Linked DNA regions of Homo sapiens: region 1 is linked to region 2. Evidence: read pairs that join two places in POLR2A ChIA-PET (ENCODE). Cell type or tissue: GM12878. All regions are shown on one strand. Each heading gives the region's core, and the rest is flanking DNA. Links, peaks and the distances in the headings are about the cores only. Region 1 overlaps ATP11A (ATPase phospholipid transporting 11A). Region 2 overlaps ATP11AUN (ATP11A upstream neighbor lncRNA).

Evidence for each region. Peaks named below come from ENCODE experiments on the same cell type or tissue, not always from the same donor. Only the 100,000 strongest peaks of a DNase experiment are listed, where the experiment ranks them.
Region 1: POLR2A ChIA-PET joins it to region 2 with 5 read pairs; 2 of 35 experiments call an interaction of 5 or more read pairs at or near these places.

Annotation. Positions count from the first base shown.
Region 1 is chr13:112,799,876-112,805,255 of GRCh38, forward strand. ATP11A (ATPase phospholipid transporting 11A) reads left to right here. Exons shown (of 30, transcript NM_015205.3): 3 at 5,082-5,171. Among named protein-coding and RNA genes, the nearest start is that of ATP11A-AS1, 48 kb to the left of the region's middle. RefSeq lists enhancers at 2,454-2,703, 3,530-3,769. In GM12878, for the core only: no CTCF peak of the experiment used is centred there; DNase peaks (open chromatin) are centred at 1,050, 2,636, 3,076 and 3,706; H3K4me3 peaks cover 2,222 bases; H3K27ac peaks cover 3,873 bases.
Region 2 is chr13:112,657,843-112,663,222 of GRCh38, forward strand. The region is part of intron 1 of ATP11AUN (ATP11A upstream neighbor lncRNA); the gene reads left to right. Among named protein-coding and RNA genes, the nearest start is that of ATP11AUN, 13 kb to the left of the region's middle. In GM12878, for the core only: no CTCF peak of the experiment used is centred there; no DNase peak of the experiment used is centred there.

The DNA.
Region 1 (5,380 bases), core at 322-5,321, 140 kb after region 2:
ATAAATAACAAAGTTAACTGGAAAATCCCAAAATATTTGGAGATTAAACAAAACACTACTAAATAACACATGAACCAAAGAAGTCTCAAGAGGCATAAAAATATTTTAAGCTAAACAAAAAATATAACTTATCAAATCTTGTGGGATGCAGGAAAAGCAGTGCTTAGAGGGAAATTTATAGTATTGACTACATAGATTAGAAAAGAAGAAAGATCCAAAATCTACAAGCTTCAACATTAGGAAACTTAACAAAAAATTAATAATCAACATTAGAACAGAAATTAATGAAATTGAAAACAGGAAATCAGAGAAAATTTTAAACATCAAAAGCTGGTTCTTTGAAAAAAAAAAATCAATAAAATCAATAAAACTTTAGCCAGGCTAAACAAGAGGAAAAGAAAAGAGACACAAATTCCAAACATCAGAAATAAAGGAGGGGCATCACTACTGGTAACATGGCTAATAAAAAGATTAAAAGGAATATCATGAACAGCCCTACACCCATAAACTTGGTAACTTAGATAACATTGGCCAGTTTCTTGAAAAACGCTATCTACCAAAACTCAAACAAGGAGAAATATAATCTGGGTGGGCCTACATCAATTAAAAGAAATGGAATCCGTAATTAATACTCTTCCAAAACGGAAAGCACAAGACTCAGATGTTTTCACTGGTGAATTCTACCAAACATTTAAGGAAAAAAAAAAAAATCAATTCTCTACAATCTCTTCCAGGTAATAGAAGCGGAAGGAACATTTTCTAATTCGTTCTATGAGGCCAGCATTACCCTAAAACCAAAACCAGAAAAAGATATTACCAGAAAGACGATATCACACACCAGTATTTCTCATGAACATAGAAGCAACGATTCTCAATAAAATATTAGCAAGTCCAATTCAACAATGTATAAAAAGAATTATACACCATGACCAAGTGGGTTTATCCTAGGTATGCAAGGCTGATCCAACATTTGAAAATCGACTAATATAACCCATATTTACAGGCTAAAAAAGAAAACTTACATGATTATATCAATAGGTGCAGAAAAAGAATTTGACAAAATTCACTACCCACTCATGTACTGCAGCAAACTAAAAACAGAGGGGAATTTCCTGAGCTTCATAAAGAGCATCTCCGAAAAGCCCTACAGCTGACGTCATACTTAATGGTGAAAAACGAGATGGTTTCACCCTAAGATTGGAAAAAAGGCAAGAAATCCCTTATCACTGTTCTTATTCAGCATTGTACTGGAAATCCTAGCTAATACAGTAAGAGTAGAAATGGGAATAAAAGGCCTACAGCTGACGTCATACTTAATGGTGAAAAACGAGATGATTTCACCCTAAGATTGGAAAAAAGGCAAGAAATCCCTTATCACTGTTCTTATTCAGCATTGTACTGGAAATCCTAGCTAATACAGTAAGAGTAGAAATGGGAATAAAAGGCCTACAGCTGACGTCATACTTAATGGTGAAAAACGAGATGATTTCACCCTAAGATTGGAAAAAAGGCAAGAAATCCCTTATCACTGTTCTTATGCAGCATTGTACTGGAAATCCTAGCTAATACAGTAAGAGTAGAAATGGGAATAAAAGTCCTACAGATTGGGAAGGAAGGAATAAGACTATCTTTGTTCACAAGTGATATGATTGTCCATGCAGAAAATCCCAAAGAACCAACAATAACAAAAAAACTTCTGGATGTTAGAGGCGATTATAGCATGGTTGCAGGATGCAAAAATTAATCGCTATCCTATATGCCAGCAATGAACAGTTGGAATTTGAAATTGAAAACAACACTATTTACATTTAACCCCCCCACCCACCAAATTACACAGGTATAAATCTAACAAGATATGTACAAGGTCTAGGTAAGGAAAACGACAAAACTGTAACGAAATCAAAGACTTAAATTAATGGAGAGATGTTCCATGTTCATGGATGGGAAAACTCCATGTTTTTAAGATGTCAGTTCTTCCCACTTTGACCTGTCCTAATCAAATTCCCAGCAAGTTAATTTCTAGATATCACCAAACTGATTCTGCATTTATATGGAAAGGCAAAAGACCCAGAATAGCCTCGCAGTATTGAACCAAGTTGGAGAACTGACACTAGCCCACTTTAGGACTTACTGTAAAACTACGGTAATCAAGACAGTGTGGTGTTGCTGAAAGAATAGAGAAATAGCGGCTGGGCGTGGCGGCTCACACCTGTCATCCCAGCACTTTGGGAGGCCGAGGCGGGCGGATCACGAGGTCAGGAGATTGAGACCAACCTGGCCAACACGATGAAACCCCATCTCTACTAAAAATACAAAAAAAATTAGCCGGGCGTGGTGGTGGGCGCCTGTAGTCCCAATTACTCAGGAGGCTGAGGCAGGAGAATGGCGCGAACCCAGGAGGCAGAGCTTGCGGTGAGCCGAGATCGCGCCACTGCACTCCAGCCTGGGCAACAGAGCGAGACTCCGTCTCACAAAAAAAAAAGAAAAGAATAGACAAATAGATCAATGAAACATCATAGAGAGCCTGGGAGTAGATCCACCCAGTAAATCCACCCAGATAGTCAACCCATTCACCCAGATAGTCAACCCATCTTTGACAAAGGAGCAAAGGCAATTCAGGGCAGACAGAAAAGCACTATTTCTTTTCAACAAATAGTGCTAGAAAAACTGGACATGCAAAAAAAAAAAAAAAAAAAAACCCAGCAACAGTGACTCTAGACAGTGATCACACACCGTTCAAGAAAATTAGCTCAAAGTGAGTCATAGACCTAAATGTAAAATGTATAATAATGAAACTTGTAGAAATGTAGGAGAAAGTCTAGGTGACCTTGGGTTTGGCAACAAGTTTTTGGATAACACCAAAAACACTGTTCATGAAAGGAAAATTGATAAGTTGGACTTCGTGAAGATTAAAAACTTGAGCTTTGCAAAATACAGTTAAGAGAATTAAAATATGAGCCACTGACTGGGAGAATAGATTTGCAAAACACACATCTGATAAAAACCTGGTATCAAACAACACATGGAAAATAAGGGTGTTTGGATGGGTAGGGCGGGATGACCTAGGGAGGACATGGAAAGTTAGTTTCTTTTTTAAAACTCCAGAGACTCTCTTCTGGAGCTCCCCTTGCCTTTTTTATTACAGTCAACCTGAGATGGGAACTGAAAATATGGCCGTAGTTGTCATGAACTGGGGGGAGCCACTACTCTGTTTTTACCCTCATTAAGGAACTTTATTGTGAAAGGTAAAATCACTTTGTAAATGTGAATTAGAATAGAAAATGGAAATTCCTTATATACTCTCTAAGCCACTGGAAACTTGAGGCAGAGAAGTTTTAAAAGACGCACATGGATTTCCTCTGAAATATTTGTAAACACCAAATTCAGAACATGTTGGTTAGTTTAGGACCATACCAGGCTTTAGTTGTTACATTGAATTGTAAATAACTTATATTCATGAGCCTGGAATTAAAGAAATTCTTGGTATGAGAATTTGACAACTACTTCTGGCTTCCAGGAGCCAGAACCCACCTTCGAATGGGATTTTGAAATAAGCCCCGTTGAAGAGACACACAGATGGCAGAGGCCGCAGCACAGGCTGTGAGACCTTCTTCAGGTTTCGGTAGACTGTCTTCATTACGGCGTAAAAACATGTCAGATGAAATTTCAGAAACTATTTCCAAACTCAGTGAAGGTTCGTGACATCTGGGACGTTGTTGTTTTCAACACAGAAGTTGAATGAAACTGCTACAGAAGCAAAATGAGAAGTGTGGAGAGGAGATGCTGTGGTGGCTGGGCATTCTCCCTCCTTCCCCTCCCTCCCCTCCTTCTCTCATTCCCCTCCTTCCCTCCCTGACCTCCTTCCCCTCCTTCTCTCATTCCCCTCCTTCCCTCCTTCCTCTCCCTCCCCTCCCTGCCTTACTTCCCCTCCCTCCCCTCCTTCCTCTCCTTCCCCTCCTCCTCCTTCCTCTCCTTCCCCTCCTTTTCCTCCTTGCTTCCCTTCCTTCCCTCATTCCCCTCCTTCCCTCCTTCACCTCCCTCCCCCCATCCCCTCTCTGCCCTCCTTCCCCTCCTTTTCCTCCTTTCTTCCCTTCCTTCCCTCATTCCCCTCATTCCCCTCCTTCCCTCCTTCACCTCCCTCCCTGCCATCCCCTCTCTGCCCTCCTTCCCTCCTTTTCCTCCTTCCCTCCTTCACCTCCCTCCCCCCATCCCCTCTCTGCCCTCCTTCCCCTCCTTTTCCTCCTTCACCTCCCTCCCCCCATCCCCTCTCTGCCCTCCTTCCCTCCTTCACCTCCCTCCCTGCCATCCCCTCTCTGCCCTCCTTCCCCTCCTTCCCTCCTTCACCTCCCTCCCCCCATCCCCTCTCTGCCCTCCTTCCCTCCTTCACCTCCCTCCCCCCATCCCCTCTCTGCCCTCCTTCCCCTCCTTTTCCTCCTTCCCTCCTTCACCTCCCTCCCCCCATCCCCTCTCTGCCCTCGTTCCCCTCCTTCCCTCCTTCACCTCCCTCCCCCCATCCCCTCTCTGCCCTCCTTCCCCTCCTTTTCCTCCTTCCCTCCTTCACCTCCCTCCCCCCCATCCCCTCTCTGCCCTCCTTCCCCTCCTTTTCCTGTCCTTCCCCCTGAGGCCTCAAAGCCCCTGTGCCTGAGCTGTGGACAAGAAACACGCCTGCCTCAGAAGCTGCCTGGAGCTGGGTGAAGGCTTCCATTCAGCTCGCTGTCATGCTCTCACTCAGAGGAGAGATCATGCAGAAATTACTGAAGTAAAATGCTAATGTGTTGAGTTAATGATCACAGGTTTACGTTTTATAAAAGACATCTTAATAATCAAACTATTGTTGAGCTACCTTGCGTTTTATCTTGAATTCTCTGGAGTTAGGTAATTTACATACGTGTTTCAGAGTACACACTTTGTTTAAGCTGTCTTAGCTGTCAACAAACACTCTAAATTATGAATTATGAGTTTTATATCTAAAGCTAAACATTTTGTACTGTAAAATCCAGTGCTACTTACTATGCCCTAGAGTAACACTACAAGAGTAAAATCTGATCTCAATGATGGATGTTTGTTTTTCTTTTATGCAGTACACATTTTGGAACTTTATACCCAAGAATTTATTTGAACAATTCAGAAGAGTAGCCAACTTTTATTTCCTTATCATATTTCTGGTGCAGGTAAGGCCGGTCATTGTTTTCCATCTCATCACATATAAATCTAAATAAGTGACATTTTATTCTCAGGTAACTGCCACACGGCTAATGAAAGAGCAAGGACATGGTGCCCCTCACCTATGATTAATTTATTTATTTTCTTAAGGAAGGGCAAAATGTCTTGGTTCTGTGAGATCCACACAAGCTAAACTACACACGACGCTACTTTGGGT
Region 2 (5,380 bases), core at 53-5,052:
TTTCTGATGGGACCTCTATCCTGGTGGGGCCTCCTTCCTGGTAGAGCCCATGGGGAGGAGGTAGGGACGGGACTCCCCCTCCTAAGGAGTCTGTCTGCCATGTGCATAGAGACACCTGACACCAGGGTCACAAAGGACCCGCCTTCCCCTTAGTCCCAAACTGAGGGGTTCCCAGAAGGATGGGACTTGCGGTGTTAAAACCAGGAATGTCCCAGGGAGGTGGGAGTGAGCCCAGAGCCCAGGCTTTTGCTGGAGCCCCCGAGTCGCAGGGCAGTGGCCTGGACTATCTCACCAGCTGGAGGAACACTGCCACCTGCCAATGGCGGCACTGCTAATTTCCGGTCACCGCAGTCAGCTAAGATTCATCCCACCTGCCTAGGGGCTAGGCCTCAAACCCACGTCATCTGCGTTGTCTGCAGCTGTCAGCGTCTTGGAATGTGCACCCACAGGGCTCACACGCTGAGCGAACTTGGCTGTGTGATTAGAGCCCCGGGCTTCTGGGTGAAGATTTAATTTCTCTTGTTAAATAATTTACAGCTCTGGCAGGCAGCTGAAGAAGTTTCATTTGCAAATGCCAGTGTTTTTAGCTTAGCTTTTTCCCTCAAAACTCTGAGTTTGAAAGAATAAACTTAAAAAGGATACGTTTCCAGGCTTTCTTCTCCCTTCATTGAATGGTGTTTCTTCATGTAGCTTGAGGAAATGGCTTGGAGTCAGTTGCAGGAAATAAAGTGAAAATTAGAGACTCACAGCCATATTGGCAAGAATGAGAGAGAGACAGACAGAGAGGAAGGTAGGAAGAAAAGAAGGCACATAGAAACCTAGGTTTGTATTATATGTGTGCATACACATGTGTAACCCTCTAGTACATAACGGGAATATGGAGGAGATATTGGGAACCCCTGTGAGACAGTGCACCAGTTTGAGACGATACATTGTGTACTTGGAAATAAGAGAGAACATGCTATGAGTTGTATTTATGTGCTACTTTGTTTATTTATTGTTGTTTTTCCCTGTCAGCAGCAGAATATGTGATATTTTGTCTAAACCTGACTATGTCCATATGTGACAGGCCTGAGGGGAAGCATGGTGTTTCTAACCTGTCTCTCTCTCTTCACTCCCTGCCCCACCTCCTGCCCCTCCCTGTCTCCCAGACCCTTCCCAGGCCTCTTAGGCAGCACGTGGTGGCCAGCAGAGGAAAACAGGATTCCAGAACAGTCATGCCATCTCTTTCAGACAAACACATGTTGTTAATACCAGCTTCCCTAACTTGAAATAAATTCATACATGTTATCTACCCTCACAGACAGTTTTTGAAAATCTCTGTAGTGTCCAGACTGAAACAGAAAAGAGAAGCCAAGATAAACCAAAGATCACAGGGATCCCCGAAGCTCTCCAGGGGCAGGGATGATCCTCCCCAGGGGTCGGAAATTCCCAGGTAACTTTTGACTCTCCAAAAACTTAACCACTGATAGCTTCCTGCTGACCGAAAGTCAATTAACACATATTTTATATGTTATATGTACTGTACACTGCATTGTTATAATAAAGTAAGCTAGAGAAAAGAAAATGTTATTAAGAAACTCAGAAGAAAGAGAAAATGCATTTATGGGACTGTACTGCACTTATGGATGCCGTAAGTTTACTTTCTTTATAAGATGAATCGTCCGTCTGAAATAGCGGCAACCACAGCTGCAGACCTCGATCTACGGTACATACCAAGCATTTCCACTTTTTCTGTTATGTGGTGACGTTTTTCTGCTTCTTGTGGGGGGGGGGGGGTTCCAGCATCACCAGTGGCACTTCGTGTGGGTCCTGTGGTACTATTCAAACACGAGAAATACGTGAGAACTGCAAGAGGTCACTGTTTCCTACCGAACGCGATGTACTGAAGAGACACCTGTTCACATGGAGATGATTAGCGTCACACGGAGTTTTAAGGGATTCCTCAGGATGCTCACGCTCACCATGACAGCTACAGGAGGTGGCTGTAAAGTCTTTGCAGTAGTACAGTACTCACTACAGTTAATTTTTATTCTATTATTATTATCTTTTTTTGACATGGAGTCTCGCTCTGTCACCCAGGCTGGAATGCAGTGGCACGATCTTGGCTCACTGCAAGCTCCACCTCCCAGGTTCATGCCATTCTCCTGCCTCGGCCTCCGGAGTAGCTGGGACGACAGGCACCTTCCACCACGCCCGGCTAATTTTTTTGTATTTTTAATAGACACAGAGTTTCACTGTGTTAGCCAGGATGGTCTCGATCTCCTGACCTCGTGATCCACCCGCCTCTACCTCCCAAAGTGCTAGGATTACAGGCGTGAGCCACCGCGCCCGACACTCACTACAGTTATTTTTATGCAGTTATGACATCACGCTGCATCTTTTTTTGTTATTGTTTTGTTTTGTTTTGTTTTGTTTTGTTTTGTTTTGAGATGAGTCTTGCTCTGTCGCCCAGGCTGGAGGGCAATGGCACAATCTCGGCTCACTGCAGCCTCTGCCTCCTGGGTTCAAGCAATTCTCCTGCCTCAGCCTCCCAAGTAGCTGGGATTACAAGCGTGCACTACCACACCTGGCTAATTTTTGCATTTTTAGTAAAGACGGGGTTTCTCCATGTTGGCCAGGCTGGTCTCAAACTCCTGGCCTCAGGTGATCCACTCCCCTCGGCCTTCCAAAGTGTTAGGATTACAGGCGTGAGCCACCGCACCTGGCCTCACACTGCATCTTCATATTGGTTTACATTTCTCTCAACTGTGAGTGGCACCATGTACAGTCTGTGTTTGTGTGCATACGTTTTCATAAATTTTAACTTTTTATAATCATTTGTGTATATTTTATTTTGGTAAATAATAAAATGGACTGGTATCTACATATATTTTATGTCTTCATGAGATATCTAACCTTTTCTTAATTTTTAAAATATTTCTAGGCTACACATTTTATCTGCAAGTTTTTTCAAATTGTTGCAAATCTCCAAAGTTTTCCAATACATTTGTTGAAAAAAATCTGTGTGTAAGTGGACACATGCAGTTCAAACCCGTGTTGTTCAAGGTCACCTGTAGTAGTTTTGATTTTTATTTATTTTGGATTTCTAATCATTATTTTTATTTTTAATTGATAGAATAATTGTACTTATTTATGGGGTGCAATATGATTTTTTTAATTGAAAGCAAGTTTATTAATAAAGAAATTAAAGAGTGGCTACTCCATCAACAGAGCAGACACAATATGATATTTTGATACATGTATACATTGTGTAATGATCAAATCAGAGTAATCAGCATATTTATGACCTCAAATTCTTATCATTTTTTATGATGGGAACATACAAAATCCTGTCTTCTAGCTAGTTTGAGATATATAATACCTTATGATTGATTATATTCACCCTACCATGCAATAGGACACCAGAATTTATACTTTCGATCTAATTGTAACTTTGTACCGATTGACCAATCTCTCCCTGTTTTCCCCTTACTAACACCCTCCCCAGCCCCTGGTAACTGCTATCCTACTCTCTACTTCTATGAGATCAGGATTTTTAGATTTCACAGATGAGTGAGACACGGGGTATTTGGCTTTCTGTGTCTGGCTTACTTAACATAATGTCCTCCAGGTTCATCTATGTTATTGTAAATAACAGGATTTTGTTCTTTTTTATGGCTGTATAGTACTCCATTGTGTTTATATACCACATTTTCTTTATCCATGCATCTGTTGTGGGATACTTAGGTTGATTCCATATCTTGGCTTTTGTGAATAGTGCTGCGATAAACATTGGAGAGTAGTCATCTCTTAGACATACTGATTTCATTTCCTTCAGCTATATACCCAGAAATGGGATTGCTGGATTATATGGTAATTCTATTTTTAATTTTTTGAGGAACCTCTATACTGTTTTCCATAATAGCTATACATTCCCACCAGCAGTGCACAAGAGTTCCTTTTTCTCCACATCCTCGTCAACACTTATTATCTCTTGTCTTTCCAATAACAGCCATTCTAACAGGAATGAGGTAATGTCTTCTCGTATTTTGATTTGCATTTCCCTGATGATTAGTAATGTTGAGCATTTTTTCACATGCATGTTGGCCATTTATATGTTTTCTTTTGAAAAATGTCTGTTAAGGTCTTTTGCCCATTTTTACATCTGATTTTTTTTTTTTTTTTTTTGCTGTCGAGTTATTTGAGCTCCTTATGTATTCTGGATATTCATCACTTGTCAGATAGATTGTTTGCAAATATCTTCTCCCATTCTATATGTTGTCTTCACTCTGTTGCTTGTTTCCTTTGTTGTACAGACACTTTCTAGTTTGGTGTAATCAAAATTGTCTATTTTTGCTTTTGTTGCCTATGCTTTTGAGTCTTTTTCTTTTTTTTTTTTTTTGAGATGGAGTCTCACTCTGTTGCCCAGGCTGGAGTGCAGTGGCACGATCTCAGCTCACTGCAACCTCTGTCTCCTGGGTTCAAGCGATTTTCCTGCCTCAGCCTCCTAAGTAGCTGGGACTATAGGTGCATGCCACCACGCCCGGCTAATTTTTTGTATTTTTAGTAGAGACAGGGTTTCACCGTGTTAGTCAGGACGGTCTCGATCTCCTGACCACATGATTTCCCTGCCTCGGCCTCCCAAAGTGCTGGGATTACAGGCGTGAGCCACCGCACCCAGCGCTTTTGAGTCTTATTCAAAAAAATCCTTGTCTAGTCTAGTGTCATTAAGTATTTCTTCTATGTTTTCTTCTAATCATTTCATAGTTTTCTGTCTTACATTTAAGTCTTTAATCCATTTTGAGTTGATTTTTGTATATAGTGAAAAATAGGTGTCCAGTTTCATTCTTCGGCCTGTGGACATCCAATTTTCCCAGCACCATTGATTGAAAAGGCTATCTTTTCCTTAATGCGTGTTTTAGCATCTTTGGTCTGAGTGTTTGTTTTTATACCAATATCAGCTTTGTAGTATTATATTTCAAAGTCAGGTAGTGTGATGCCTCCAGCTTTATTTTTATTTAACGCAGGCTCACTTTGGCTATTCTGGGTATTTTATGAATGTGAACTTTATAATTTTTTTTTCTGTGAAAAATGTCATTGGCATAGGAATTGCATTGAATCTGTATATCACTTTGGGTAGTATGGACATTTTAATAATATTAATTCTTCTAATCCACGAACACAAGATATCTTTCCATTTATTTGTGTAAACTTCAATATTTTTCATCAATGTTTTATAGTTTTCAGTGTACAGATCTTTTACCTCCTTGGTTACATTTATTCCTAGGTATCTTTTTTTTTTAGTAGCTATTATGAATGGGATTGTTTTCTTGATTTCTTTTTCAGATACTTTGCTGTTAGTGTACAGAAGCATTACTAACTTGTTTAGGTTAATTTT